Linked DNA regions of Mus musculus: all the other regions are linked to region 4. Evidence: chromatin loops called from intact Hi-C (ENCODE). Cell type or tissue: heart. All regions are shown on one strand.

The links. Peaks named below come from ENCODE experiments on the same cell type or tissue, not always from the same donor. Only the 100,000 strongest peaks of a DNase experiment are listed, where the experiment ranks them.
Region 1: it touches region 4 in a loop (2.9-fold over the local background); 12 of 42 quality-filtered maps call a loop at or near these places.
Region 2: a loop joins it to region 4, with 2.5 times the contacts of the local background. A loop is called at or near these places in 8 of 42 quality-filtered maps.
Region 3: a loop joins it to region 4, with 2.2 times the contacts of the local background. A loop is called at or near these places in 8 of 42 quality-filtered maps.

The regions. Positions count from the first base shown.
Region 1 is chr1:191,271,265-191,279,264 of GRCm38, reverse strand. No RefSeq gene overlaps it. Among named protein-coding and RNA genes, the nearest start is that of Nenf, 43 kb to the left of the region's middle. In heart, a CTCF peak has its summit at 3,556; DNase peaks (open chromatin) are centred at 1,414 and 3,554; H3K27ac peaks cover 840 bases.
Region 2 is chr1:190,999,382-191,007,381 of GRCm38, reverse strand. It overlaps Flvcr1 (feline leukemia virus subgroup C cellular receptor 1), which reads left to right. Exons shown (of 10, transcript NM_001081259.1): 10 at 1-1,550. It also overlaps the pseudogene Gm8407. Among named protein-coding and RNA genes, the nearest start is that of Gm31373, 11 kb to the right of the region's middle. In heart, a CTCF peak has its summit at 4,971 (motif pointing left); no DNase peak of the experiment used is centred here.
Region 3 is chr1:191,122,494-191,130,493 of GRCm38, reverse strand. It overlaps Gm46178 (a long non-coding RNA gene), which reads right to left. Exons shown (of 3, transcript XR_001779634.1): 2 at 5,722-5,729; 3 at 5,166-5,175. It overlaps Gm31640 (a long non-coding RNA gene), which reads left to right. Exons shown (of 3, transcript XR_373868.3): 3 at 86-2,183. Among named protein-coding and RNA genes, the nearest start is that of Gm46178, 5.6 kb to the right of the region's middle. In heart, a CTCF peak has its summit at 4,326 (motif pointing right); DNase peaks (open chromatin) are centred at 4,363 and 7,583; H3K4me3 peaks cover 625 bases; H3K27ac peaks cover 582 bases; H3K27me3 peaks cover 653 bases.
Region 4 is chr1:191,072,751-191,080,750 of GRCm38, reverse strand. Nsl1 (NSL1, MIS12 kinetochore complex component) reads right to left here. Exons shown (of 6, transcript NM_198654.3): 5 at 195-262. Among named protein-coding and RNA genes, the nearest start is that of Nsl1, 14 kb to the right of the region's middle. In heart, a CTCF peak has its summit at 4,969 (motif pointing right); DNase peaks (open chromatin) are centred at 5,040, 5,310 and 7,560; H3K27ac peaks cover 316 bases.

The sequences.
Region 1 (8,000 bases), 200 kb before region 4:
GCAGCCTTTACGCCCCTCCTCTCCTCAGATGGAATCCACCCATCCTGCAGGACGGCTCTGCCCTCCTTCTCCATGTTCAGTGACACAAATCTTCATCACACTTGGGTTGCAACCAGTGAGTTTCTCTGGCTTCATATCTAATGATTCTACATGTGTATGTGCACATGTAGTGTGTATGTCTGCTTGCGTGCGTGCATGCGTGCATGTGTGTGTGTGTGTGTGTGTGTGTGTGTGTGTGTGTGTGCAGGCCCCAGGACGTTAATGTTGGCTGTCTTCCTCAGTTGGGTTCCACCTTATCTATGTATTAAGGTAAGGTCTCTTGCTGGACCTCAGAGCTCGCTGATCCAGCCACTCTAGCTTGCCAGTTTGACCTCTCATTTCTATATCCTGAGTGCTGGAGGTCCAAACTCTGGTTCTCACACTTGCAATGAGCCAACTGCCCAGCTCCAGTGTACTTAGATTGTTGTTGTTGTTATTGTATCTGTTGCATGACGGGAAGGGGGCCATGTGCCAGGGAGAACTGAGAAACACCACAGGTTTTCACTGAAGGCCCAGTGTGAATAGGGAGCAGGTCTAGGGAGGCTCCTGTAGCCCTCACACCAGGCAAAGAAACAGACTCAAGGCCTCAGCGGGGGTTGCTGGAGAGGGTTAGGCAGAGAGAGGGTTAGTCTTTCAAGTACTGAGCAGCTGGTGTCAGAAGCTTTCTATTCATGTGACATACAACTTAGAGGGAAGGTAGGTGATTCCCCAAGTTCACACTCAATTAACTGGCTGAAAAGGAGAAGTCTAGAGCCGAAGACCCTCAACAGATTAGAGCCTCACCAGAGGCTACTCCTCGCCTTGCCCCCCGCCCATCACAAGTGCCAGTCATCAGGAATGGTGAGGGAGGGCACACAGACAGCAGTCAACAAGTTGAGCTCATAGGTTACATCACCTGAGAAATTACTAGACATGTGACCTCTCTGACCCCACCTCAGACCTACCAAATGGTAAAGTCAGGTGCCGTGGGGGTCACCAAGCTCTGTCTTCTTGAACCTTCTAGGGGATTCTGTGTACACAAAGGTTTGAGACACTCCAGGGGGAAATGTGCTCTGGCCTGTGGCTTGGAGAATGGGTCTCTTGCCTCCTTCTCCTTGGGTTAAGAGCTGAGGAGGCCATGCACTAAAGCAGGTTAAGTGGCCAGTGCTTGGGGCAGGGGGGGGCGGGGCGGCGTCACTGTACCAGACTCAGTCTCTTCTACATGGAGGCCCAGCCCTGGCCTTCTGCAGGCCTATGAAATGATTCACCCGAGGGCTATAGCAAGTGTATTTGCTGTCTGGTTGCCTTGACAACTTTCCCTGACCCCGTTCCAGCTTAATATTAGCCAAAGACAAACAACTTAAAAGCCAAGCATCAGAGATGATGCAACTTCCGCGTGAGCCCCGGGAGGCCATGAAGCACCTGGGCAGTCAGCAACCGGAGTGTGATGTCACCCAGAGAAATGAAACTTCCGCATCAGCCCCGGGAGGCCACGAAGCACCTGGGCAAGCCTCAACTGTTGTGTGATGTCACATGGAGAAATGCCTGCTCATGGGCGAAGGTAATCACATGACCTGGCTTGAGTGCCCTAGTCATATAAGGGGAGGGGCCCTCCGCTGAGCTGGGATTCCAACCAGAGCCGAGCACAGACAGGGATTATGTGTGTCATCATGAGGAAACCCTTCACTCATGTGACTGACAGGATCTTTTCCCTCTGCAAAGTTTTTGTTTAAGAGCAAGAATTCAGAATAAGAACTGGGATCAGAACCAGGAGCTGGACCTGCCCTTTGATGGGTGGCTTCAGACAGGTTGTCCAGACTCTCTGAGCCTTGGTCCCTGATTTATAAATAAAGACAGAAATTTCTGTCTCACAGAATGGCTGAGAAAATGAATGGTAGCTTTGAAAGGGACAATGCAACACCGGCATGTGGTGACAGCTTCCTTTGTCCCTGAGACTGGCTGCGAGCTTTCCTGTTTGGTCTCAACCCCAGAGCTGATTAGAGGTGGTAAAACAGCAGGCATGGTGGCGCACACCTTTAATCCCCACACTTGGGAGGCAGAGGCAGCCGAACTCTGTGAGTTCCAGGCCAGCCTGGCCTATGTAGTGAGGTACAGGACAGCCAGAGCTATAAGAGAAACCCTGTCTCGAAAACCCAAAACCACGCCAAACCAAATGTCTGGGTGAGAAGTCCTCCGGCAAAGTGCAACATAAACACCTGGAGGGTGAGGAAAATCAGAAAAACAAAATAAAAACAGAAAACCAAGATGGCACCCAGGTCAGGTAGGCTCGGGGACATTAGAGATGATGTCAGAAAAACGGCTGCACAAGAGGCAGGAAGGAGCCGCACACTTAGGAACACCACCTCTGAGCTTGACGGCTAGAGAGTATAATGACTGCTGCGTAGACAGGGTCTTGGAAGACCAGGCTGGCCTGGAGCTTCTAGAGATCCTCCCGCTTCTGACTCCAGAGTGCTGGGATAAAAGGCTCGTACCACCACGCCTGGCTAAGCGTAACACTTTAAAAAGCAAATTTATAAATTTAAAAAGTAAATTTTCAGTTGCCCAGGAAAGTCCCATGTGACACTTCCAATGGATCTGCTGGGGTTTTGTTTTTCTCCTTTGAAAAAAAAAATTACCTGTGTGTGTGTGTGTGTGTGTGTGTGCGCGCGTGCGTGCGTGTGTGTGTGTGTGTGTGTGTGTGTGTGTGTGTGTGATGCATGTGTGTGCCTGTAAAGGCAGGAGGATACCTTACGAAAGTTGCGCCCCTCTTTCCCCCATATGAGTCCCAAAGACTGAACTTGGATCACTAGACTTGGCAGCAAGCGCCTTTCCTCACTGAGCCACTTTGCTGGCCCTTGGCTGTGTTCCCACTTCTCACCTGTCTGTCAAAGCAAGGTGCAGGGTTCAGAGCTCTGCGCCTGCTCAGACAGCACTGGAGCACATGAGTCCTTCCATGTCATAGTTTAACATTCTAAGCACCACCAGAGGTCAAGGATGGCTCTAGTTTATCTTGAAACAGAAATGACTGTTCAGCCCTCCTCCCTCCAGCCCACTCTTTCTGTATTTATTGGAATATGTCGTTAATAATGACATCATTATCTACCACAAACAGTCGCAGTGAAATACGTTTTGTTTTCTGAAACAGCGTCTGGCTATTAGGGCCCAAGTTCTATATGGCCTTAAACTTCCTGCACAGTTTAGACTGGCTTTGAACTCATAGCAATCCTACTGCCTCAGTGTCCCGGGTGCTGGCATTACTGGCATATGTCACCACACCAGTTATGACACTATGTTAGGACTCAGAAGTCAGGGGCTTACATATACTCCTTGACTCAGGTCACCCGCCAGTCGTGATCGACCTTTTGATACTGCAATGTGGTGTTGTCATCTACAGTTTATGCTCAGAACTACACAGTTGAATCACAAAACAGGATGACAAAAGTCCCTCATAAGGTCTTAAGTAAGCCTGTGGTTTTGTGTTGGGTCACATTCATCGCTGTGTCAGTCCCTCTACATGCAGTCCCAGATGCCGCCCCATGGGGGCGCTCGGTCACAGCCGCTGTCGGGCCATAGAGCAGTCTAATCCCTGAGACCCTAGGCTTTCCTCCACTCTCAGGACGTGCATGTGTGTGGTAGTGGGCTAGGGATACACCGACCTTTCTTACAATGGGCCCTTCGGTAAGGATATGACCCCAGCCACAGGACAACCAGAGTTCTACTGCTACACACAAGGACAAGCAGCTCGCTCCTCAAGTCGGCCTCCATTCCCCGGAGCCTCCCAGACAGAGGCTCCCAAGTAAGCGCCTATTTTGCTGCCCCACCCTCGGGTTCCCTGCCCTGCCCTGCATCTGGGGTCTCCAATAAAAAGGCTCTCGACCTCTGAAAATGTCCCCTTTCATTTTTTTTTTAACTTGACATGTGATTTTTTAAAAAGGTATAAAATAGATTAAGTTATTTTCAGAATGAATCCTTAAGTAAGGTCTTTGTTTATAAATTGCCACTCTGAGCTATTGAGACTGTCCTGAGGAGACTCCGGGCAGGTCATGAGAGTGTTCTGAGAGCCCCTGAGAGCGTCTCTCTTTGAGACAGGCCAAGCTGGGCAGGTGAGGTCTGCAGGCAAGCAGAAGCCTGGCATAGTTGAGATAGTGAAATCAGGACTCCATGGGTGATTCCAGGTGAGTTACTGGGTGGCTTTAGGTTTCATTTTCTTTTTCTCCAAACTGGAAACTGGAATCACTCCTTCAATTAATTAGCCGCCCCTTCCCGGATTGCATAGCACTTTAATAAGGGGAGTGGCCTGTGGTAAGTGAATTCTATGGGCACCTGTCTCATCCATAAACTCCATTATTTCAGCTGTGATAGTCTACGGCCATACTACCCTAGACACGCTCCATCTCATAACCACCCTCATCTACCCATCCTTTCTCCTTATTAGAGATGCCCATTGTTCACCTCAGGGAGCAATGCTCCCAGCCAAGAAACTACATTTCCCAGACTAACTTGCAGGTAGGATGCTCCTAGATCACTGGTGTGGTCACTGAGATAGAAGCAGACACTGCTCAGGGGGCTTCTGAGGGAGCACTTCGAGGGGCGTCTGAGGGAGTACTTCGAGGGGCTTCTGGGGGAGCACTTCAAGGGGCATCTGAGGGAGCACTTTAAGGGGCGTCTGTGGGAGCACTTCGAGGGGCTTCTGGGGGAGTACTTCAAGGGGCATCTGAGGGAGCACTTTGAGGGGCATCTGTGGGAGCACTTCGAGGGGCTTCTGAGGGAGCACTTCGAGGGGCGTCTGAGGGAGTACTTCGAGGGGCTTCTGGGGGAGCACTTCAAGGGGCATCTGAGGGAGCACTTTAAGGGGCGTCTGTGGGAGTACTTCGAGGGGCTTCTGGGGGAGTACTTCAAGGGGCATCTGAGGGAGCACTTTAAGGGGCTTCTGAGAGAGCACTTCAAGGAGGCTCAGTTGACAAGCAGCTTTGCCCACTATCTTCATTTTCATTTTCTGGTCTATAATGAGGATAGGATGACTGGAGTTGTGGTGGCAGTGCCATGACCATATGGCAATCTTGACAATAGAAGACACACCTCATCCTAAGTGTGGCAGTACAGAAAGGTAGTAGGAGCCTGGGAACGGGAACACGGTGTAGAGCCACTACACAAGCCCTCGCCCATCCACTTCAGGTTTTCTTCAGGTTATAGATGAACAAACTAGTCAATTGATTCATCATTTGGATGAGTTTCTCCAGAATGTGGTAAAGCCTTGCTCCCTAGAGCGGTGCCCATGGAAGGTTGTAGAACCTTTAAGAGGTGGGGCCTAGAGAGAGGTCTTCTTGTCACTGGGGGCATGTCTTTGGGTGGGGTATTGGGACCTCAGCTCCTTTCTCTTCTTTCTTTTCCACTCCAGGCAGGGCCCTGCCACCCAATCCTACCACACTGTGACCCTGCTCATGGCCCTAAAGCAATGGGCAAGCCAGGCATGGACTGGAGCCTCTATAAATACGGGAAGGGATCAGACAGTTTGAGTGACCACAACAAACATCCCAGTACATTATTCTAATGGTCCAGATAAAACACTTCACATCACTGATACAGATAAGCAGCACCTGCCTCTCTCTACCTGTGGGTCCCACAGCTGCACACCAAAACTACTTCAGAACCCCATCTGTACTGCACAGGCTTCATTCTTTAAACAACATATTCACCAACTATTTACACAGCATTTATGCTGCATTAGGCATAAGTTGTAACTGTGAGCTTTTCAACCCAACCTCTTTGTTCAATTACTCTGAGACTTAATTATTTATGAATATATGCCTAGCTCATAAGTGTTAGCTTGTTCAGCAACTAGCTTGTAACTTATATAATCTGTTTATTCTAGTCTATGTCTGGCACAAGATTCATACGGCCGACTTCCTCAGAGTTGGGGCAAATCTCTCCACCTCCTGCTCTATCCCAGAGTTCCTGTCTTTCTGCTGGATGTCCCACCTTCTAATCCTGCCTCACCTGATTGGCCATCAGCTTTTTATTGACAGATGATGCTTCCACACAGTGCACAAGAGAGTCTCTCTACAATAAGTGCCACAGAAAGGCTGTGAAGTGTAGGACACGTGGGTTATATTCAAATGCCAAACTATTTCATGTGAGGAGTTTGGAGGCTCCAGGGACTTCAGTATTCTCTCTGGTACACCTCTCTTTCCTGTAGACACCAGAGATCACTGTATGTGAATTAGTGAGTGTGTGGGTGAATGAATGAGTGAATGAGACAGAAAGGATCTTGCTGTCTATAGGAACATGGTGGAAACACAGGTCCACCCCTTGACAAGCACAGCGATGATTATTTTAGGTAAGAGGCATCAATGGAAACGAACATCTGTGGGAGGAAATACGATGAGGAGGAAGTTTGCATAATGTCAGTGTCTCCTCATGACACTTAATATAGCAAGGGAAGGTGGTGACCTTGGAGTGGAAAGGCTTGGTGGACACCACCTGCACCAGGTGACCAGTTGCCATAGTGGTAATCTGACACATATTCTCTTGCCTGGAGAATCTGGGATGGATCAACATAAACTATGATGTTCCAGCCAAAAGTGTCCAAAGTAGGCAGTCACTTCAGCCAAACACAAATCTAATGACATTCTAAAAAAAAAAAAAAAAAAAATCCAGGCCGTGGTGACACATGCCTTTATTTCCAGCACTTCAGAGGCAGAGGCAGTCGGAACTCCAAGTTCAAGACCAATGTGGTCTACAGAGAGAGTTGCAGGATAGCCAGGGCTGCCATACAGAGCAACCCTGCCTTGATAAAACAAAAACAAAACCAAACAAAACTAATGAACCAAGCAATCAAACAAAAACAGCAACAATACAGCAACAAAAAGGACATTTATTCTACAATCAAATGGCACTTGTGGAGTCCTCTCAGTCCAGAGACCACAGAGACATAGAGGTCGATTGCCCTGGTGATGCCTGCTGGGCTCCCAGGCCAGACCCAGACACCAGTGGGGCAGAAATGGGATGTATGTACAATGTACAACATCTGATGTAAGTTGGTAGCTCTGGTTAATTTCCTGGTATTGGTGACCGCTCTCATGTACAGTGTTGGGAAAAAGTGAAGAAAACTATCTGGGAATTGTTCATACCACACTTGCCCAGGCCTGTGTCCTAGTTAGGGCCATCATTGCTGTGAGGAAACACTATGACCAAAAGCAAGCTGGGGAGGAAAGTGTATATTCGGCTTACACTTCCACAGCACTGTTCATCACTGAAGGAAGTCAGGACTGGAACTCAAACAGAGCAGGAACCTGGAGGCAGGAGCTGATGCAGAGACTAGAGAGGGGGTGCTGCTTACTGACTTGCTCCTAATGGCTTGCCCAGCCTGCTTTCTTACAGAGCCCAGGACCGCCAGCCCAGGGATGGCACCACTCACAATGGGCTGGGCTCTACTCCATCAGTAACCAGTTAAGAAAATGCCCCGCAAGCTTTCCTACAACCTGATCTTTTCTCAATTTAGGTTCCCTCCTCTCAGGTGACTTGAGTTTACGTCAAGTCGACATGAAACTAGCCAGTGTAGTCTGAAATCATTTTGAAAACCAAAACAAAATCCGCCCTGTTTTGCAACTTCTCAGGCTTCCGACAGCTGTGTGTGGAGTCAGTCGCTTCACAGATTACACCTTGTTGACCTGCGGGTCTGCCTTCCCTGTTCGCCCCATCTTACAAACCCATTTGCAGGGAGGGTATCCAGTTACTGAGTTGGTCTCCTGAATCCCAGAAGTCACCGCCAAGACTTCTCTTTTTCTCTCATTCTATGGCGACCCCACCTGTGAGCCTTGTGTTCATCTGATTTCTGTTGCTGCAACAAAATACCAGAGTCTGGTATTCTATAAGGAGAGAGTTTGCTTAGCTCACAGCTCTGAAGGCTGGGAAGCTCACGGTTGGCTTGCCCCATCTTCTGAGGTTCTCATTGCTGGTAAGGCCCTCACTAGAGCAGGGAT
Region 2 (8,000 bases), 73 kb after region 4:
GAAGTCTGTGATAACTTCAGAGAGCCCATGTGTCTCCATTCTGTGGAGAGTCCTTGAAATACTAGCTGCTGTCTTTCCAGGATCATTCCTCTGTCTGACCACTGTTTTTAAGGACTACCAGCCCTTGCACATGTCCTGTGAACGCTGGGAGCAGGTTCTGCTGCACCACACCGTGTGTGTAGTCAGTACTCTGTGGACACTATCTCGTACACACTCAGGACAAGGCGAGTGGGACCAAGTGTATTTTCACAGTGCCTACCACTGTGTCTTGTTTACAGTGAGAATTAAATGTCTTTGATGTTTTGACTCTTAAGCTTACATTCATGACATTTGATCAATCATAATATTTACATAGTGTGATTTTGAAAATTTTACAAAAAATTTACATAATATAAAATGCACACAGAAAAAGTAATCATGTAATGAATATGGTTGAAGCAAATGCAACTTTGATTTAGGCAAAATATGCATTGACTTATCTTGATATTATATTCTGTTTCATCAGATTACTATAAATTATGTGGAACTTGACATTGGAAAAATGTACTGAAAGAACTTAGTATCACTCAGGATCAGGAATTCTGGTTTTGTGTCCTGGGCATGTTCTGCCTTGGTAACTCTGGACACATCATTTACCCTCTCCGGCAACATTTTCCTGATCCATGAAATAATGCATTCACACTGATCTAAATGATCTTTTTAAAATATTGTCATTCATCACGAAGTAGGCCAAATCATGGTACCACAGGAATTTAGAAATCTAACTGCAATCTGGGCAGTGGTGGAACACACCTACACCCTGTCTTGAAAAACCAAAAAGGAGGAAGGAAGGAGGAAGGAAGTAATCTAGTTCGAGTAAACAATTGTGATTGGTTATGTAGAGGCAGAGAACTTCAGCTCTGTTTTTAACTCCTTAGTCAGTCTGTAATAGTTCAGGTAGAATCTGTATCATCAGCAACTTCTTTTAGTTTTTCTGTCACAGGTTACAAATGACCAAAAATGCACTGTCTCCCCCAGCTGTTTCTGTTTCTAAATTGACAGTGTTGTTTACAAGACCATATACATGTTACTTCCTGAAGCTTTGAACAAATTACAGATAAAAGTTGGAATACTTAATGTCTGAAAAGTATATTCTTGTTTTGTTTTTTATTGTTTAGAAAAGGGATAAAGTCTGACGTAATAATGCAAAATGAATCGATGATGTTCTCAGTATTTTAAGTGGATGTATGGGTAATACATCAGATAAGAATTTGATAAAATTCTATGTCATGGGTATAGAAGTAGTAATTATCATCACCTGTGTCTGCCTTCATCAGATGGTTTCAGAAGCTGTTGCATCTGTAAATGTTGTGACATAGCTTTTGTCTATTGAGATTGTTGGAGTAATATCTTTGAAAATGTTTATGTTAGCAACTGGAATGGCACCTATGTCTAATGTCTTCATTCCTGTTCTTATTTTGCTACTTTTATAATTTCTCTATGTGCCTGTTCTTCATTATTTCATACTTAAAATAAATTTATTTTTTTAGTGCTAATTTTATATGTCCTTTAAAAACAAATCCTGGTGTCTGATATGTGTGGGAAGTTAGAAAGCGATCATATGGTCTTAGAGACAGCCATAGAAGAATGGAGCCCACTGTCATCAGTACTCAATAGAAAATAAATGTAAAATAATGTAAGAGTAAGCTGGGAAAGGGGCTCAGCAGTTAGGAGTGTGCACTGCTCCTGTAGAAGACCTGAGTTTTGTTCCTAATATCCACATCAGGCGTGGTCACAACTGTCCCAGGGATCCACCACACTCTTGTGGCCTCCCTGGGCAACTGTACTCATGTACACGCCCGCACACGTGTGTATGATTTAAAACAAACAAACAAAAAACTTTAAAAAAGAGATTTGCAGAGGGCGATGTCAGCATGGCAGTGGAGACTTGACCTCGGAAGCACTGTTTCTCAAGACTCTTCATAGATTGCGCTTTTGTTGGAGGTCCAGTGAAGAGGTTTCAGCATAGTTCCAGCAGAAACCCCGTGAAAGGCAGGTTAAGTTCACGTTGTTAACCCCATCCTCCCACCACAGTGGCACAGCACAGTGGCAAGAAAGAATTCATCAGGAAGCACAGAGCAAACACTCCATCAGCTCTGTAGATGCTGTCTAACTGGCCCATTTCTGGCTTAGTCCAGCCAGACTATTGAGGTGATTGGTAGAGCTGAATGTCAGAGAAGGCCAGAAGCAGGAAAGGAAGACCAGGGAGACTCTCGGCTCCATCGGGAAGCCACTTGGGATTCCTTGCCTGTGGACCATGGACACCTCAATATTCTGTGTACCATATACTTGATCAAGCTGGTTTTCCAGGTACATCCACAAGTCCACATAGATAGAGTCAACTGAGCAGCATTAGAAGGTGCCCGAACTAGAGAAAGCAAACAGGAAGTGGCCTGGCTTTTCAGGATGGAGAGAAGACAAAAGGGAACAAGATAGGTAAGGGCAGGTAAGTCCACAGCGAATGTCTGAGCCTTAAAATCCCTAGCCAGGCTGAACTTTGTCGTTTATGCATTTCTCTCCTAAACCGTTGTCAGTAAAGCCTGCAGGGGGGCCAGAGGCATGGCTCAGTGAGTGTCTTAGTTAGGGTTTTACTGCTGTGAATAGACAGCATGACCAAGGCAGCTTTTATAAGGACAACATTTAATTGAGGGTGGCTTACAGGTTCAGAGACTCAGTCCAGTATCATCAGGGTGGGAGCAGAGCAGTATCTGGACATGCTTGGTACAGGCAGAGCTGAGAGTTCTACATCTTCATCTGAAGGCTGCTAGTGGAGGAAGACTGACTTCCAGGCAGCTAGGATGAGGGTCTTAAGCTCACACCCACAGTGACACACCTACTCTAACAAGGCCATACCTTCTAATAGTGCCACTCCCTAGCCCAAGCACATACAAAGCCTCACAGTGGGTAAGGTGCTTCAGGCCTGGCAACCTGAGGCGAATCCCCAGGACCCATGGGGTCAGAGGAGAGAACTGACACACTCAAGATGTCTTCTGACTACCATGCATGATCTGTAGCATATGCGTGCATGAGCCAGCAGCACGTGTACACACACACACACACACCCCAAATTAAAAAAATAAACTAGTGGGGCCTGGTGGTCCATACCTCAGAGGCAGATGGATCTCTGAGTTTGAGGCCAGCCTGAATTGAATTCCAGGAAAACCTGGGCTGTTACATAGAAAAACCCTATCTTGGAAGAAACAAAAAACCAAAAAAACCAAAAACAAGCCTTAAAAACTTTTTAAGCTATAAAAGGTGTGGTTTCTTATAAATTTGCAGCAGTGGAAATCTTGAAAGAATAAAAATTAAGTTGGGTGTGATAGTTCATGCCTGTCTCCCAGCATTTGAGAGGCAGAAAGGTCAAGGTTCAGGGTCATCTTCAGCTTTGCAGTGAGTCTGAGGCCAGCCTGGGCTACATGAGACCCTGACTCAGAAATTTAATGATTATTTAAAATAAAAATTAAAAGCAAATTAAGGAAACACAACGGCACAAACGAAAACAGTAGTAATCCAGTAACAAACTCCAAAACAAGCTGAGGTCTGTGCATTTCCTGAGCGGGGTTTTATAATACCTGTTTGTTTTGCAGTGCTGGTATCAAATCCAGAGAAAACCCTTGTCTTAAGTAAACACAGTGTTGTGGTTGGATGAGAAATGACTGCCATAGGCTCATGAGTTGGAGCACTTGGTCCCAGTTGCTGGTGCTGTTTGGGAAGTGTGTCACTGGGTTAAGGGTCGATAGTCTTGATCTACTTGTGTGTTTTTCTGTGTGTAGATGAGACTGAACAGCTAGCTTCCTGTCGCTGCTGCCATCCTCTCCGTGACTGTTGCCTTTCCCCTATGCCTCTGGAACCATAAGTCTTTGAATGCCATCAGCAGAGCTTATCGGGCTGTGCCAAGAGAAGCTTGGAAGGCAGTAATGCTGAGCAGTGCGAACAGTGGAGGCTCCGCTCCTGAGATTTCAGAGGGGAACAAGGACATTTTTTAGGACTTGGGCTAGAGGCCAATCATGGAATATTTAACGAAGACTCTGGCTACGTTCTGCCTGTAACCTAAGAATTGTATAAGGCTAAGCAATAGACTAAAACAAGAGGATGTGACGCCGGTAAGGGTCAGAAGCTGGAGAGGAATGGGAGGGATGATCATATACATTATATGAAATTCTCAGTTTAAAAATATTATATTAAGGTGCTGGAGAGATGGCTCGGTGGATAAGAGCCCTGGCTGCTTTTCCAGGGGACCTGGTTCAATTTCAAGCACTCATAACTGCCTTTAACTCTAGTTCTAGGGTACCTGACACCGTCACGCTGACATATATACAGGCAAAACACAGATGCCTAGAAAAAACAAAAATGCAGCACACTTTCTTTGGTGAAGGAAATTTAAAAAGAGCATAGCACTGAATGTTCTTCATCAATTATTCCTAATTATCCTTACTCAGGTCCCCGATGAAAAAGTAACAAGGTGGGGAGGGAAGAAGTGGAGACTGTGTAGTTGAAGGAATAGAGGAGCCCTGGGAATCTTAAGGTTTCAGTCTAGTTAGCACTGGCAAGGAGGCTGTAACTGAGAGAGCGACTGATTGATTGATTACAATTACTAATTGATTGATTGAGTGAGTGATTACAGAAGGCATCCTCTCTGCTCCGCGCAGTGGCAGTGAAGCCTGGAGGTCAACGCTGCGCCCAGCTAAGCCCAGAGCCTTGGGTCTTGCCTGCTCCTAGAGAGCAACTCCCTAAGCAAGCTTTCCCCAGCGTCATCATACAGAAGCGGCTGCGACTGTGGTTCCAGGGAGTCAGAGATTGTCAGGACAAAGTTAATTCATTTTAAAAATGAAATTAAAAACAAACAAACAAACAAAACTGCCTAGGCCAGTATTTCCCCAGGGTCAGCATATGGAACATGGTGCAGCTGTAGTCCAGTGGGGCCTACGCCCTCTGCTGGCTGTAGAATTTTGTACTGCTGTCCCCGTGGTTCTGGTTTTATAGGTATGAAGAATTTAAGACTGAGAGAGTTGTGGAGTCTTGTGTGTCCAGACAGCCACTGACCTAAGACAGTGTGTGACCGAGTCAGAGGCCATGAGAAGATCCTGTGAGGCCACTGAATGAGACTCAAAGGAAGCCTCAATTGCAGTGGAGAGCCCAGGATATTACAGATGCCAGAGCCACGGGATTTCTGCCAGGGAAAGTTGTAGGCCAGGATCAAGTTGACTCAAGAGAGAGGCAGAGCTTCCCAAGTCCTTTAGAGGCCAGATGATTCTGTCACTAGCCTCAGATGCTGAACACAGAGCTTCAGGATTGCTGCTTTCCCTTCCGGGCTATGGGCTTGCCTTAGTCTTTCCTTACAACGAGGTCCTTAGTTCTCCTTTTTGGAATGGAGGTGTTGATTCCATTGCAGCACAGATGTATGTAACTTGTTTGTGATTTTAGAGGGCTCAGTTAAAAGGTAGTATTAGGCAGATGCAGCCAACACTTCCTTTTTCAAGCAACCACCAAGATGGTTGAAGTAGAGCAGAAGAAGTGAACCTTCTGCAAGTTAACTTATGGTGGCGTGTACCTGGACCAGCTGCTGGACATGTCCTGTGAGCAGCTGAAACAGTTAAGACAGCACCTGCCAGAAGCAGTACCTGAACTGTGGCCTGCTTCGGAAGCAGCGCTCACTACTCAGGCACTTGAGAAAGGCCAAGAAGGAGGCACCACCCCTGGAGAAGCCCGAGGTGGTGAAGACGCACCTGAGGGGCATGATCATGCTGCCAGAGATGGTAGGCAGCATGGTGGGCATGTACAACAGCAAGACCTTTCAACCAGGTGGAGATCAAACCGAGTTGATCGGCTACTACCTGGATGAGTTCTCCATCCCCTACAAGCCGATGAAGTCTGGTATTGGTACCACCCATGGCTCCCACTTCATCCCCCTGAAATAGCCAAAGCCAATAAAGATTCATGTTTGGACCCTGGTGTGTGTGTGTGGGGGGAGATAGTATTAAATCTCAGAAAAGAGTTTAGACTTTTGAAAGTGTAAAGGCTGTTAAAGAACTATGGAGCTGGGCAGTGGTGGCGCAAGCCTTTGGTCCCAGCACTTGGGAGGCAGAGGTAGGCAGATTTCTGAGTTCGAGGCCAGCCTGGTCTACAAAATGAGTTCCAGGATAGCCAGGGCTACACAGAGAAACCCTGTCTCGAAAAACCAAAAAAAGAAAAAAAAAAGAAAAATAAATAGAACTATGGAGACTTTTAGAGATGGATTAAATGCATTTTGCATTATAAGATGATAGGGTACAAGGATAGAATGCTATTATTCAAAGCAAAGCATTTGGGGTGGGGACTGTAACTAAGTTGATAGAGGACTCATGTATCTTGCATTAAAACGTCACTTAGTCCCAGCACAGTGGAGACTGGGTTTGGTGGTGTGTGCCTGAAGCATCAGAAATGCAAGGCTCTGGGTGGGCGACCTGCCAAGTACTGTCACCCTCCCAGAGCCCTGCAAACTACCTGGCATCTGCTGCCGCTACCACACATTGAATGACTTGGTAAAGTGAATATTGGACATGCTTCAGCCTTAGCTTCAACCCTGAAGCCATGCCTGTTGTGCACAGCTTTAACTGTCACAGTTCCTATTGGGTTGTATTTTACAACTGAATCTTATATATTTGAAGGTACCCTCAGGACGCCCAGTAGAGACAGCTATTCTTATGCTGCAACTGTTACCGTTGTTTGTTTTCACATGGTTCTGGTCGCTTGTCTACGTGGCCTGGAATGAAGACAAACAGTAGAGTAAAGTGAACATCTTTTGATAGCATGAAATTATTTTTTGAATATGTTATATACTTCTGGGATATTGCTAATAAATGTAATTGAATGAAGTTGAAGAACGTGATAAAAAAGAAGTTAAGGTCTCTGTGTGTATTTATATGTATGTGTATATATATACATATGTGTATATATATGTGTGTGTATATATATGTATATATTCCTCTCAAACCTAAGTAAATAAAGGGATGTGTTTGGGTGTCAAGATGCTAGGGAGTGGAATTGTGATGTCAACTCTTTGTTGACTGGAATGGACTTACCCATCACTGAGGAAACACACCTCTGGGTATATATGTGATGCTGTTCCCAGAAATGCTGAACTGAAGATGAAAGATTCACTCAGATGTGGGTAGCACCACTGATGAGTCAGGTCCCAGACTGAATTACAGGAATAAGTGAGCTGAATGTCAGCATGTCTATTCCCCTGCTTCCTGGCTGTGGATGCAGTGTGATCAGCTGCCTCATGCTCTGCTTGCCATGATCTCTCTGCTCATTAAGTTATGTTGAGTGTTAACCTGACAGATTCTACACTACAATCACCAAAGAGACAAACATCTGGAGATACCTATGAAGGGTTATCTTGATCAGGTTAACTGATATGGAAGGGAAGACCATTTTAAATATATGGGTGTCAGCATTCCTTGGCCGATGGTCCTGGGCTGCACAAACAAGAGAAAGCCGGCTGGGTAAGTATTCAGCACTCTGCTAAGATTTATTTTCTTGTTTGTTTAATGTATGTGAGTTCTGTATGTACACCTGCACACCAGCAGAGGGCATCAGACCCCATTACAGATGGTTGTGAGCCACCATGTGCTTGCTGGGAATTGAACTCAGGACCTCTGGAAGAGCAGCCAGTTCTTTTAACTGCAGAACCATTTCTCCAGGCCCCATTCTCTGCTTCTTCATTGCTGATACAATGTAATCAGTTATCTTAAACTCTTGCTACCAGAGCTGCTATGATGGTCTGTACCCTCAAACTGTGAACCCAAATAAACCTTTTCTCCCTTAAGTTGCTTTTGTCAAGATATTTTGCACACCAATAGGAAATATAACTAAGATGTACAATTGGTACCAGGAGTGGGGTTGCTACTGTGATGAACCTGACTATGTGGTTCTCAGGTCTTTGGAACTGGTTTACAGCAAGAATGTAGAAGAGTTTG
Region 3 (8,000 bases), 50 kb before region 4:
GCTAATCATGCCAGCATTCTGGTTTCTCAGTCAACCAGAGGCTGCAGCCAGGCTCTGGGTCCTGTAATTCTGCCTGTCTTTCTAGGCTGCTTCTAAGGAACTCCTACAGAGACTGAGCCCCGTACCCCTGTGTAACGTACCCTGGAGTAAACCACTTACATCTCTGAAAACCCTGGGATCTGCACGCTGGGGATCTGTCTGCACATCTCAGGATGGTCACCAGCACAGTCATGTGACAGAGAAAGCTCAGTGTGGCACATGGACAAGATGGAAAGAACCAAGCAGTGAAGATCCATTGAACTGAACTATTCTGATTGGTTTGATCAGTGGTTCTCAACTTGTGGGTAGAGAGCTCTTTGGGGAGGGGGGTGTCATATCAGACACCCTGCCCTCAGATATTACATTACAGTTCATAACAGTAGCAAAATTACCGTTATGAAGTAATAACAAAAATAATTTTGTGGTTGGGAGTCAGCACAACATTTGAAACTGTATTAAAGGGTCACAGTGCGAGGAAGGTTGAGTTAAGGGGAAATTTAAGGTTTCTTTGGGAAGTCAGTTGTGTCAAATGGAGTTTTGTTCGGGCACACACATGAAGGAATGTTTTCCTGAAGCAGACACAGGTGAAAGGATGTTTTGCTAAAGCAAGCACATGAAAGGAAGTGTGATAAAGGATTCTGTGCTAATGACACACATGTATTGGTTCGCCTTACATTGCGTTATTGAGCTCCGTTTGTCATGACTCCATAGAGAGAAACACACCAAAATACTTTGGTGGTATACTGGCCACTTCTTGCTGCTTCCCAAGACTTGGGCCACTTGGCGGAGTGATGTCAGCTGACTCAGACTCCCATGGACTTTTGCTAAGACAGACTCACTTGGGAAGACAATGGGCAGCTTGTAGCACTAGCTTTGCAATGCCTCTTGGTCTTGCATCACTGCTGATCTTTGCTTTGTTGAGGCATGGCAGAGAACTTCTCCTGGTGTCCCTGGTGGTCTTGGTCGCTTCCACTGGTTCGTGCAGATTTGGCTGAGGTCTGACTGTTTCTGCTAGGTCATGCTACCGCTGCTGATTCATGTTTGCTATTCCAACACTACTGGACTGGATGGCGGATGTATTCGTAAAGTATTTGCAAGTGGATTGAGCTGCTGCCGCTAACTGTTGATTTCCTGACAATGCAGATGGGATTTGCTCCAAAGAACAATTTCTAAACAGGCCCACTTTCTCCAGATCCTAGTAACCGTTCTTTCCCATTACCTCTGGTGGGTGGTGGGCTAGAAAGGAGGTTAAAGCACTTAAGAACCATTGTTAAAATCAGGGTTGAGAAAATTTAAGCTTGCAGTTGAGGACCACTGGGTGAGATCCTAGATTTGGGTGACAGCAGTGCTCTCCTCGTTTTTGTCTTTTGACTTGTACTTGTGGAATGCCAATGAGCATTAGCTGAAGATTGACCATATGCTAGATTATTTCCTTTCAAAGCCTGGTCCCTGGGCAGATTCTCTTAGACCCTCCAGAGGTCAGGGACAGGCCTAGCGGGAGTTAATCACTGATATCCAGTCAAACCTCTGTGCTAAGGATCTCACCTAAGAAAGCTCAGGAACTGGGACTGATGAGATGGCTCAGCTGGGAAAGGTGCTGCTACCACCCCAGACAACCTGACTTCAATTCCCAGGGCCTGTGTGGTAGAAGGAGAGAACAGACTTTTCTCTGACCTCCTTATGTTTAATATGGCATGGATGTGCACATGTGCACACACACACAAATAAATAAACAGAAATACACCAGTGTACAAAATCATAAATGTTAAAAAGAGAGAGAGAGAGAGAGAGAGAGGGAGAGAGAGAGAGAGAGAGAGAAAGTCACATGACGCCACACAGGCCTAAGGATTTTGGATTTAGTATCCCTGAATTACAGATAAAAACATAAAGTGTGGAGAAATTAGTGAACAGCTTAGAAGGAGGCCCAGGGTCTGTGCAGCCCACCCTTGTCCCTCATAGCTGCAAAAAGGGTCAGCAAGGGTCACTGTGAGAACCAGGTTTTCTCCTGGGTTAATGGATATGAAAGCTAGCCCTTTGTTTGTTTTTGTTATTTATTTATTTATTTATTTATTTATTCCCCTTCCCTTCTCCCTCTTGCTCTAGCCCCACTCGTTTCCAACCCATAGGTTTTTTATTTGTTTCTTATTATGGATGGTTGTGAGCCACCATGTGGTTGCTGGGATTTGAACTCATGACCTCTGGAAGAGCAGTCAGTGCTCTTAACAGCTGAGCCATCTCACCAGCTCGTTGTTATGGTTTTAGATATTTTATTTGGGGGCTGGAGAGGTGGCTCCGTGGTTAAGTGCTACATCCACTCCAGTAGTGACTCGCTTGGCAGGCCTAAAAGCCTGCAAGCAGTCACAAGGCAAAGAGTTTTGAGGAAACTTAGCCTCCTGGAACCTTGGCATTCCCATAGCTAGAATGCCCCAGATTCGTCCCTGCAATATTGTGGAGGGTCTTGCATGCTTTCTTACAGTATTCTACTGGATAAGAGTTAGAAGTCTCAGGGCAGGCTTATGTATACCTAGAATCTTCATTACATTCAGGTATTGCAAACTACATTTCATATTAGAAGAAAGTTGGTGAATTCTTCTGATAAATGGAGATTCCCTACAGATACCTAAAGGAACAGCCAAGTTACTCTCATATGCAAGTATTTACCAAGGCCTAGGAAATAGGGGGGTTGTGGTATTGCATTATTCATGAGAAGGTCTGCTAGAGCAGAAGCCCCTGGTGCTAGCTTTCACAAGGTTCAAAGGAGTAGCATAAATTGTGACTAGGGTGTGAAATCCTTACCTGACATTAGCTGACTCTAGGCAGGGCTGTTTTATCTTTACTGTAAACATTACCTGGTTCCTGTCAGTCCTTTGTAGGCATTCCTCTGTTTTGTGTCAGATACTTTAATGTACCTTGCCTGCTGTGACACCTTACTCCTTTGTTTCCTGTATTATAGATTGGTGTTTGCTTTGTGAAAAATTACATCCAGATACAACACTCCCTTGTGTCTGTGTCCATTTGGCACCCTTTTCTCACCAACTCCATGCCCACCTGCTGGAACCCCTAATTTCTGCGGATTGAGAGAGGCCGACTGAGCCCGGTCTGTGGCAGTTAAGAGTACTTGGTGTTCTTGCAGAGGAATCAGGTTTGATTCCCAGGGCCCACATGTTGGCTTACAGCCAGTCATAGTTTCAGTTTTAGGGGATCAAGACTTTCTTCTGACCATCTCAGGCACCATGTACACATGTGTGCATGATACACAGACATATACATAGGCAGAACACTTATGCACATAAGATAAATATAAATTTAAAAATTATTCTTTTACAATATCATACATGTATGTAACTCACTATGCAGACCATGCTGGTCTGGAATTCAGAGATCCACCTGTCTGTGCCTGCCCGTGCTGAGATTAAAGGTATACACCAGGCCAGCCTCTTTGTCCTCTTATCTCCCTCCCATGCCTGCTGTGCTTGGTTTTATGGGTATTCTTTAAATATATTTATTTTTTACTTTATGTGTATGAGTGTTTGCCTGAATGTATGTCTATGTACCACATGCATGCAGGTGCCTGCAGAGGCCAGACGAAGGCATTGGATCCACAGAGGCTAGACTTACAGATGGTTGTGAGCCACCGTATGGATGCTGAGAAACCAGACAGTGCACTTAACCACTGAGCTATCTCTCCAGTCCCTGGTTTTCAGGGGTTGTTGTTGTTGATGGTGGTGGTAGTGGTGGTGGTTGGTTGTTTGGGTTTTGGGGGCGGGGCAGGGTCTCATTATGTGGCTGGGCAGGCCTGGAACTAAGTATGATCCTCCTGCCTCAGCCTCTGGAGTGTTGAGATTATATAACACCAAGCTATTTAGATATGACAAATATTTAGATCTGCGATTGTCTGTTAAACTGAAAAGTAAGATGTCTTTGCTTCTTTGCAATAGTCTCAGGGCCTCCATCACCTGTGGAACACGAGTTTCGCAGCTGTCCACCCGCGGTAATTACTGAGTGATGACATCACCAAGGATTTTGCATTCCTAAGGTTGCAAGTATTTTTGCAGACTGTGCTTTGCAGTAAACCTGCCTCAGGGCCTTACTGTAACACTCTTCACAAATGATCACCCTGAGGCCTGGGCAGGTCAGAGGCCACGACTCACAAACAGGGCTCTGGCTCACAGCTCTATACCTGTTCGAGGCCGGAGGGTGTGGGGGACAGGAGTTCACAAAGCCAACCCAGGAGGCTTGGGACTGGGGCACCCAAGCCACACACCCTCTGGGCTCTGGCTGGGTTAGGTTTGTCCGCCGGTAGCCACCAGGGGCCGCTGCGATGCCAGAGACTCTCGGGTGCGGTCTACGCTTGATCTCCGACCCAGCCTCACCTCTAGGACCGGGGAGCTTGTAGACGGGGCGAGAGCTTGGAAACCGCTGTTCCATTCCCCGCGGACGCGCCCTCTAGGCCCGTGCTGGTGCAGACCTCAGCCGCAGCGCAAGCCCCGGTCCAGGCAGACTTCTCGACACTCGGGGAGTCGGGGTACTGCGCCTCGAAGTAGGGGTGCTGCGCCCGGGGCAGAGCTCCTTCCTCTTTCCCAGTCGCAGCCTCCATGTGTGGGCTCGCTCGAATCTCTGTGGGTTTTAAATGTTACACAATTCCACAGAAGAAGAAACTCTGCCACAAGGCCCGGCACATCTACCTTCAAATAGGATGCATTAGAAGAAATGGGCTAAAGATTATTTTTAGAGAACTTGAGCATGCATGAAGCCCCGGGTTTCACCCCCTCTATATCCAAACAAACAAGCAAATAAGAGTAAAGCTTTGAGCCTGCTGCCTTTTCTCCCAAAGTCCTTTTCCATCCTGGCGCTCGGTCTTTAGAGTGCAGTGTTGGCCCATAAGCCTTTCTTGTCTCCTGCTTTCATCTTGCAGTGATGTGCAAGGGCACTCTCCCTGCTTCCCTGCTGAAGGCAGTTCTGGAAAGAGCACTGCAACACCCCTCCCCGTGTAGGGGGGAGGAGAACACAGACAGATTCGGGGTGAGGGTTAAAACATCAGGTTTTGTTCCCGCTTAGCACAGGAGATACTGCGCTCCTGTAAACGCAGTTTGCACAGAACAGAACTCAGTTTATGATAGTGTGGGACTCTCATCTCTGCTGTGTAGGGGGTCCCACAGGGAAAGCGAAGATGCACATGGTTGCGTGGGAGAACGTGTGTGTGCGCTTGTGTGTGTATGCTTGTATGTGTTTGCTTGTGTGAGTGTGCTTGTGTGTGCTATGTGATTGCAGATGTGCATGCATGCATGGGTGTGCATGGGTGTGTGCCTGTGTCTGTGTGCTATGTGATTACGGATTCACATGGGTGTATGAGTGAGCACGTGTATGTGCATGTGTATATGTGTGTGCTATTTGATTGCAGATGCACGTGGGTGTGTTATGTGCCTGTGTGTGTGTTAAGTGACTGAAGATGCACGTGGGTGTGTGGGTGGGCATGTGGATGTGCGTGGGGGTGTGCACTAGTGTGTGTGCTATGTGACTGCAGATGCACTTGGGTATGGATGCATGCAGAAGCCAGAGATCAACTTTGGTTGTCATCTTCAGATACCGTCCAGCCTTTTTTGTTTTTTGTTTTTTTAAGACAGAATCTCCAGCTGGATCCCAAGAGACTGTACTGGTTGGTCAGCTAGCTCTGGGGCCCACCTCTTCCACTTCCACTGCACTAGGAATGCAAGCTCCCCACTGCACTAGTGTCTCTTCCACCCTCAGCAACCCTGTTTTGCACTACCCTGAGTCTAGCTTGCAATGTACAATTGTGCTGTGTATGGTGACCAGTCAGCTGACACACTGGCTCTCATGCTCTATCAATTTGAACCTCAATCGGGTCTTAAAGGTAGCTGCCATCTGTCACACTGGATTCTGTCAGAGGGCTATGCTGAAGCTCATTATAAAGCCAACCACATATGCAAATGAGCGTTGGAGGTGTGAGGCCACCTTTGGGTAGAAAGTGCCTCTGGTTTGTCTAGTGAGGCTTCCTGGTGGTCAGATGAGGAGCTCAAGCCTTCGATGCTGCTGCCTTTTAACAGAGTGGGGGATGGAGAGTGTGGTTTCAGGCTCACCCTTTACTGGTTCGGGTCTTCACTTGAGTCATCCCAGAATTCCCCTGACAGCCACTGGGAACATTCCAGAGTGTGACATCTCTAGGAAACAAGTTCAGTTCCTGGAAATGTCACCCCACCATGTCTTTCTTAGAAACCCTACATGGCAGCAGCTGGGATGAATGGCAGAGGTCAGGGGTAATCCACCCGGGTCTGGAGAAGCACTGCTCCTGACTGTCTTTCAGAAAGGTCCCTAGATGCCACTCCCTGGGGAGCCATAGACAAATGAGAAATGTGTGCTGCCAGGGGCAGTAGGACTCCTGGCTTTTCCATGACTGAGCCCACTGGTCTCTGAGTCCCTAGACTTTCTTCTTCCCTCCAGGGACCTGGAGAGGAACATTGAAGCCAGTGAGAACTCTGACTCATTTATTGTGAACTCATTGAGATGTTTGGCAAGAGCCTGTGGGCGTCTTGGGAGAACTCTTGGTTCACCTTTATTTCTTTCTATAGCGCTTTTCTCTTGAAATAGCAAGTCTGGTTTTACCAAAAATAGATGGAAAGACTGGAGCATTATTGCATCAGAGCATCAGAAGAAATTAAGAATTGTCCTTGGTTTCCTGCTTTTGTGTGTGTGCATGTTTGTGTGTGTGCATGTTTGTGTGTGTGTGTGTGTGTGTGTGTGTGTGTGTGTGTGTGTGCAGGGATCCTGCTTCTGTCTTCTATGAGTGATAGCATTTCTGGCACACCTGGCTGTTTTGCTGTTTTTTTTAACCTGGGTTCTAGGGTTTCACACTCAAGTGTTTCTGCTTGCTCAACAAGCATTTTACCAACCAAGGCCTCTGAGATCTCCAGACCTACTCTCCTATTTTAAACTTTCATAGGAGCTGGGGTCTGAGGAGAGACAAACAGAAGGTGAGAGCTGAGGCCATAGAAACAGTGTGAGGGACGGGAATTCACAGCTTGGCAGATAGAGGTTGAAACTCAATTTCAAAAACTCCCTTTAGGCAGCGTGTGGTGGCGGGTCTTTCATCACAGCACTTAGCAGAGGCAGGTGGATCTCTGTGAGTTTGAGGACAGCGTGGTCTACATAGAATGTTTCAAGTAAGCCAGAGCTACATAGTAACTTAAAAACAAACAAAATGACAACCACCTCCTTTTGAGTTTTGTTCTTTCACATTTCACAGCAAAGCCCCACATCTATGAGACATCTGTTTTCATCCCTCTACTCTCAGTTGAGGTCATGTAAACTCTTAAGTGAGCACCTTGCATCACAAGATGAACAGGAGTCTGCTTTGTTTACTGTCCCTTCCAGTCAGTGAGTGATTAACTGATATTCTTGGGGAGTTGTCTCCACCAACAATAAGCTATCTGCCAAAAAGGCAGGGGAACCATCTCACTTCCTTAATTTGCATTGAAACAACATCAACTGCAGTGCAGTTTCCATGGAGCAGAACAGTGGTTTGCAAACAGAACTCAGTGCCAAGATTCGGAAAAGATGGGCCAAGAGACAAGCCAGGCAGGGAAGGCACACGTGTTTATATTTTTGGTTCTAAAAGCTTCCTGAAAAGTGAGCATGAACTTGAGGGACACGTTTCTTTATTTATTTACTCTCTGCCTATCCCAGAAATGGCTTAAGGTTGTGTACAACGTGCATAAATCAGCTAGATGCTTTTTTAAAGAAAAGAGCAACAACAACAAAGAAACCTGATGGATCTGAAAGACCATCAGTTTGGAGGCAGCCTGAGCTACACATTAAGATGCACATACACACACACACACACACACACACACACACACACACACACACGGAAAGTGAGAAGTGAAAGAATGTGTTATGATCAACCTCCATTGTCAACTTAACTGGATTTGAGATCACCTGGGAGA
Region 4 (8,000 bases):
GAAGAACACACAGCTTCTGGGACCTGCAGGCAGAATATGTGGTGCATGGTAGGTACCCAATAAATGGAAATCTCAGTTTTACTGTTGCTTAACAAATGTACTCATGAGCCATGTAACACACTCCTGAGCATCCTCCTGTGCCCCAAACACACTGCTGGTGGGCGAGCACCAATCTTTCCCACCCGCAGCTTTACCTTCATGGCCTCACTCATTTCCTTAGCTATGGCTTCTCCGCGGCATTTCAAATCTTCTACACGAGAAGCTGCAAGAAACCATCAGACAGCATTTTAGGTTCTCTATCTTATTAGCCAATCACGAAGACATTTAGATGCAATCTATTAGGACAACTCACCTTATTCTAATCTTTCTAAGAGCTTGGTCGGTTGTGACAGGGTTTCTCTGTGTAGCTGAGGCTAAACTGGAACCCACTCTGTAGACTGAGTTAGCCTCAAACTCAGATTTCTGCTGCCTCTGCCTTCCAAGTGCTGGTATTAAAGGTGTGTACCACCCCATCCCCAGCCTCAGAACTTTGTAATTACTAAAGTCAATATCCTATTTAGTTTATGAAGATAAAAAAAAAAGAGCAGGAGAAGATCGGAGTGTAATGCAGAGGTATGCACTTAAGACAGCTGGCCGGATGCTGCCCGGAGAGCAAGCGCACGCACCATCCACCATACAAGCACCACTGCAGCTGGCACCTCTACATGTCATTGAGGGTAAGACAAATGAAGACTCAAACGTTATTTTTAAATGATTCTGAATTTTATAAAAGCAAACCACAGACCAGTAAAATGACTCAGTGGGCACAGGGAGCTGCAAGGAGGCTGGCAAACAGTTCACTCCAGAACCCAGGCAAGGCTTGAGAAGAGAGTCCATTTCACAAAGTTGTTCTAACCTTCATGTGCATTCTGTACCATGTGTATATGCCTACACACACACACACACACACACACACACACACACACACACACACACACTGAGTAAAAAAGCTTTGAAATCAGAACATCATCTAAACCTTCAATGCAATCACTCCATATTCAGTAAGCCACTGCCCTAGAAATTATTCAGAAAAAAAAGTGATATGCTGCAAAAAGATCAAGTAAACAAAGGAGAAATGAAGAATGTGGCAGACAGAAGAACAGAGGGCATGATGGACAGAAGGAAGGATGAGATAGACAGAAGGATGTGACAGACAGAAAGGTGTGACAGAGGATGTGATGGACAGAAAGCATCGCAGAAAACAAACACTGAGGGGGAGCCAAGTCCTCTCCTGACAGTCACAATGTAACTATCAGTGGGTTAAACTTTGCTATTGAAAGGCAGAAATAGAAGCTGGCAACTGGATAAAAACAAATGATGCAATGAAATCACATCATGACTGCCCTATACGCACAGCTGAGAGTGAAGGGAAGACAGGAACATTCCACACAGAAGCAATCATGGGAGGATTGGGGTCACAGAGGACTTAGCAGAGCTGGGGCTGCTGCTCGGCAACTGTGTAAGGCCCTGGGTGTGACTGACCCCTCTGGCTGCATTAAAAGCTCAGTTACAAGAAAATACACTGATAAAAGGGGCAGCCCATCCAGAAGATCAACAGCAATGCACCTAACGTAGACCTCATATGTGTGTTCAGAGCACCTCACCACACACAACAGTACACCATTCTACTAGACCTAACACGTGTGTACCGAAAACCTCAACAAACACAACAGTACACTATTCTACTAGACCTAACAGGTGTGTACAGTACACCTCACCACACACAATACACCATTCTACTAGACCTAACAGGTGTGTACAGAGCACCTCACCAAACACAATACACTATTCTCGTTTGATTTCTGATGCTCTGATAGATATCATTTTTATGGTAGTTTGAATAGGAACAGCCCTCATGAGCTCACACGTGTGAATGCTCTGTCATGAGGGAGGTGTAGCCTTAGAGTAGGTGTGGCTTTGTTGGAGGAAGTGTGTCAATTGGGATGAGCTAAATGCTCAAGACAAGCCCAGTGTCACTCTCTTCCTGCTGCTTGGTGATCCAGCTATACAACGCTCACTCCTTTACCAGCACCATGTCTGCCTTCAAGAACCATGCTTCCCATCATGACAATGAACTAAACCTCTGAACCTGTAAGCCAGCCCCAGTGAAATGTTTTCCTTAATAAGAGCTGTTGTGATCATGGGGTCTCTTCACAGCAATAGAAACCCCAACTTAGAGAATCAGCAAAAGCAACTCGGGGAGGGAGTGTTATCTGACTTACTTACAGGTCACCATCCAGCACTGAGGAAGTCAGGGCAGGAAGCCAAGGCAGTAACCATGGAGGAGTGCTGCTCACTGGCTTGCTCTCCCACTGGCTCACGCATGCACAGTCAGCTTTCTTACACAACCCAGGACTACCATCGCAGCGATGGTACCGTCCACCAGAAGGCCTGGGTCCTTCTATATCGTAGCAATCAATAATCAAGACAGTGCCACACAGTCATGGCCATAGACCAACCTGATCTGGGCAATCTTTTAACTGAGGTGACTCTAGGTCACTTCGCCAATAGGAGCTGACCAGAGCACACGGTGGTCTCAGCTGCCACAGGAAAGTGAAGCAGCACTAGGAACACATGAGGCACAGAAAGCGTGCACGGCAGCGTCGCACTCGCCATAGGCAAAGCCATGCAGCCAGAATACAGGCAGTGCTTGCCCGGGCTGGGACGGCTGTGATGCTGTGGGCCTCTTCCGAGTAGTAACCTGCTCTGGAACCCCTGGGATGCACAGCACTGGCTATCAGTGGATGATGGGCTGCTTCAAAATGCACAAAATGGTCAACTTAAATATTTTTTTTTACTATTTTTATTTGTGTATGTGTATGAACATGGCTACAGTGACCAGAGGAGGTTGTCGGATCCCCTGGAGCTGGACTTGGAGGAGGTTATGAGCCACCAGACATGAGTGCTTGCTGGGAACCCAACTCTAGCCCTCTCCTAAGAACAGCAAGTGCTCTTAACTGCTGTGCCCTCTCTCCAGTTCTAACATGCTAAGTTTTATGTATATTTCCACTACAACTATGGCTAATTTTGGTTGTCAACTTGAATAAGGTCTGTGAGTGATTTTGCTGACTGGATCACTTGAAGCTGGAAGACCCACCCTAACTCTGGACCACGCCGTCTGCTGGCTGCCCTCAGAGAAGAACGTGGATAAAGGAAGCTTTTGCTCTTTGCCTGCTTGCCCTTGCTCTTGCTGGCAAGTTCATCTATCTTGCTGCTTAGGCATTCCTTCATTGTTATTAGAGCCTACTTCTCTGGGATTTCAATTTAGACTGAATACCAGCAGCTCCCTAGAATTCTCCAGGACTCCAGCACCAGATTGGAAATTCACTGAACCTTGGCCTTTCTGCTGGGAGTCAGCCATAGTTGAACTACCCGGCCCAGAGTCTGTGGGCCGCTCTCGGAACACTCACATGTACTCGCTCTCTCATACTGACCCCACTGATTGTTCCCTCAGAGCCTCCTAATACAGCAACAGAACATGAATGTCTCTGTGTGCATCGGCCAGCTTTACAATGCTCCGATGAGCCCACTTTAGGGTGCACTCGTGTGCATGAGGTTCTTCTCTTCTCTGCATGGATAGTGACTTAAAGTTCCAGTAACAGCACATTAGAGCCAAGATGAAGGTGTTTGAGGACAAGTTCCTTCATGGGTGGTACTCTCTGTCACGACACTGGGAGGAACAAGTTGAAAGGTAACAGGAAGCTTAGAGGTGCATGCCCATGCCCTGAGGAACTAAAGCTCCTACCAGGTTACTGACCTCAGAAACCACAAGGCATATAGGATGTGTTTATTGTTTTAAGCTGTTAAATTTTGACATAAGTTACTAAGTAACAGGTAACAAATCCAACATTAGATTTCAAATCAATGCATTTAGTCCTAAGTGTAAATTAAAATTTTCAACGAGTGACTATCTAGAACATTCCAGTAGATCTAGAATGTTCCTCAAAGGCCAATGTGTTAAATGCTTGGTCACCAGACAAGCCTTTTGGGAGGTCTTCAGGTCTCTGGGGATGTGTCCAATATATCTTGTTCCTTATTTTACTCTCTCCCAGATAAAATACTTCTGAACTTAAAGACACAGGCTCAGCTGTTGACCTGAAGAAACACAATAACTTTTCTTTACTATTCCAGGTTTTTAAGATACTCTGTTGTATTCACAGTATACATGAAAACATAATAAGACAACATTTGAACAGAGTTTAAAATGTTCATCATCTGTATCTAGAAACCACACAGATATCTCTACATGGTGGCTTGTTTTGTTTTGTTTTGTTTTTCGAGACAGGGTTTCTCTGTGTAGCCCTGGCTGTCCTGGAACTCACTCTGTAGACCAGGCTGGCCTCAAACTCAGAAATCTGCCTGCCTCTGCCTCCCTGGGATTAAAGGTGTGCACTACCACGCCCGGCTCGATAGTGGCTTTTTAATATGTATGCATGTATGTAGGAATGCATGCATAACTTCAACAAGTTGTGTACTATACATTACTCTGCAACAAACACACTTTTTGTAAGAAGTAAACAAATTTTACTTCTATGCCTGAACAGGCAGCCAGTCTTCATCATTGTAGCTTTTACTAGCAGCAGCAGCAGCTATAGTCCCTGACCTGTGACCCCCTTCTCAAGGCTTCTTACAGATTAAGTTCTATCTATGACTAATACAAACAATTCCTAAAACACCTAAGCCACCTTTTGGTCTTTACTTTCCCGTTGCTGAATAATACCTGTTTTGATCTGTTGTACAAACAGTGAGAACACATAAGCCCAAGAGTGGTTTGGGCTTGTGTGTGACATGGAGGTAGGGTGAAGGCTTGCATACTTACAAACAGACTTTCACACCCAAGTGTGTGACGGATATTCTAATGATGGTCTAGACACATAAGGCATTTAGTATTCCTGTATGACTACCATCTCCAAACATCCTGCAAGCTCTCCCGAAGGCCCACTAGAGGGCAGTGTGGGCAATAACGAGAAGCCTGGAAAATCCCTAAGCATTGACAACTTCCTGGGAAGAGGCCCGGGTTCTCCAATCCTGGGATCTTTGGTGGCAATCACAGAACTTTAGAGTAGGTGCTCAAAAGCTATGACGGGACACAACCATCATAGAGGACACTTCCTTAATCAAAGAGGGTGACATCACACACAGGGGAACTGTATTAGGGAGAATTTGCCTTAAACAGGGATCAAATGGACTGGGGAGTTCCAGGTGGGAGGCGGGAGGACAGGATATACTCTACCCAAATAAGGAAATAAGTGAGAAACAGGACAAAACAGGAAGCAGGAAGCAGATCCAGCAGGGACGTGAGGAAACTCCCAGGACGGTGTGAGAGGGGCAGACAGGATGAAGGTTTGCAGCAGGCAAGGAGAGTTGGTCAAGATAGGAAGAGGAAGACAACGTTAGAAGCAGGACTGATGGATAACCTCAAGGGCTTACCACACCCAGGAATGTATAATTGCAGAGCAGGCTCACAGCCTCCTTTCCAAATAACCCAGGAAAGGGAACTGCAACCGGATAGAGTCAGAATTCACTTCTTCTAGAATCCAATGTAACTCTGAAAATATCACTCTGCCAGAAATCACACACTGTGTTCCTGAAAGAGTAAGTCACAATTGGGCAAAACTTAGCTCCAGCATAATGAAAGTTTCTTGAAATGAAAAATATGCAATACCATTCTAAAATTAGATGTCTAACTATGAATTTACAGTATGTCTTCTTTTTTTAATTAAGTAACCTCAATCATTTCCATTCAAGCCTAAAATGTATCTGCAGCACGTGGTGGTGCTCACCTTTAATCCCAGCACTTGGGAGGCAGAGAGGTGAGCACTCTACTTTTGAGATCAGCCTGGTCTACACAGACAGTTCCAGACCAGTCAGGGATACATGGTGTCTCAAAAACAAAAATAAAAAACCAAACCAAACCAACCCCAAGTTATCAATAATTCTAGGAATAAACTCAAACAAAGACTTTTAACAATGAAGACAACATACGTACTTAAAAATAATCTCTACAAGTCAAGGGAGGTGACAGGCACCTGTGAGCGCAGGGCCCAGAGGGCAAGGGCAAGATGACTACACATCCCAGGTCATCCTGTACTATCCAGCAAGACCCTGTCTCAAAAACAAAACACAACACTAAACAAAACTCATTAAACATGTGGATAGACTATTTACATACATAAAAACTATTTTCTTGGCTGGCAAGATAGTTAAGCACGAAAAAGCACTTGGTGCCAATCCAGACAATCTGAGTTTGATTCCTAGAACCCACATGGCAGAAAGAGAGAATGGGCTTCTCCAAGTTGTCCTCGACCTACACACATGCTGTGTGCACAGACGCACAGAATAAATAGTAAACATTTGTAAGAAGTTAAAACATCTTCTACCACAAATATTTGCTAAAGAAATCCCAAAGCAATAAGCTTTTGGTGGCCTTACTCACCATGATTCTAAGTGAGTCTGTCACCTTTTATAACTGAGAAGAACACAAGCACTCAGGATACAGGAGCACTGATTGGCCTTCCAAGGTCTCAGTGCTCATGGCAGACCCATAAGGCCATGCAGGGTCAGGAAGGGGTCCCTTAGAAGTGTTCTCCACGCTCCTCCTCGACACACTCACCAAGAAATCTGTATGACGCCAATGTGTACCACTCTTACCAATGCCAACTAAACATTCCTAAAAGAAGCACCCCTCACTGGGAGCGACATCAAGGCTGACTAGCTTAGTGAGAACAGGGGGGAGGGATAAGATGTTTCAAGGCCAGAGCCTCATTATCTGAGCCATCTCTCCTGCCCTGTGTGTCCTCCTTTGTAAGTGACCTGACATCTTTGTGACCATTAGATAAATCCTTTAAAATATACAAGCAGACCCCAGTGTCTAACAACCAGAACGCTGAATCTTCTGTCGGAGAGCATGAGGCCTTTCTGTAACCACCTGCTGATGCTTCCACTGATGCACTTTGAAAGCGTCTATCTCAGTTTATGGTTTTCTGTTGTTATCACAAAAGGCCATGAAATTGTTACCACATTGCAACAGGAAATTTGCAGTAACCTAAATCTGTATTCCCCAGCCACAGTCCTATTTATCTTCAAAATAAACTCTCTTATCCTCCTTAAAGTAAAAGTCCCATAGCCCAGGCACACATGTCGACTCTGACATAGATGCTAACCACCTGTTGTCATCTACACACAGACTGCTCAGAGGTGTAGCATTGCCAGAAAACAAGACAGGCTGCCTGAACTTACAGGCCAGCCCAGAACAACCTAAGATAGCTCTGCCATCACTACTGTGTAAGGTGGGGAAAGAGCTCTCCACTTTGGGGACTTTCCATTAATGACTATTCAAGGTTGCTCCTGACAAATGAGAACCACATCTTACCTAATGGTAAGTAATCGGTAGAGGGTGTGTGTGTTGTGGGGGAGCTGCCCTTACAAATGTGGAAGTTCAGCAGCCTGAGAACAGCGTTTCCTAGTCGCCTGCCCTCTAAAGCACGGGGAAATGAAAAAGTGGAAATGAAAGCCTGGGCAATGAGCCCAGTTTTGCTTCTGGGTCACTGCACTGACCAAACAAGGGACCATGAACTCCAAAGCCTGCAAACTCAGCAGAAATGCACCAGCTGAGAGTTTCCCATCTACTTCCAACGTAGTTCCCAAGCACAGACAAGCAAACATGCCCGGGGGACACTGCCTTGTGTTGGCTTCTAAGGACTGGGGAGGGAAATCAGCATTTCTGTCATAGACAGACACAGGTTGCAGACCTGTGAGCCCAGGCTCCTCAGGACGTGCAGTACCATGGTGTCAGACGCCTAAGTTTCTGTGGACTCTTGCTTGGGCTTTCCTCTGCTCTAGAGCTCTTCCTCTTGAGCGCAACCACGTAACCTCCTACTGCTCTTGCCACCTGAACCCTTGTGTCCTGCTGCCCACCCAGTGAATGTGGTACAGACCACACGCTGCTTCTTGAGTCACCG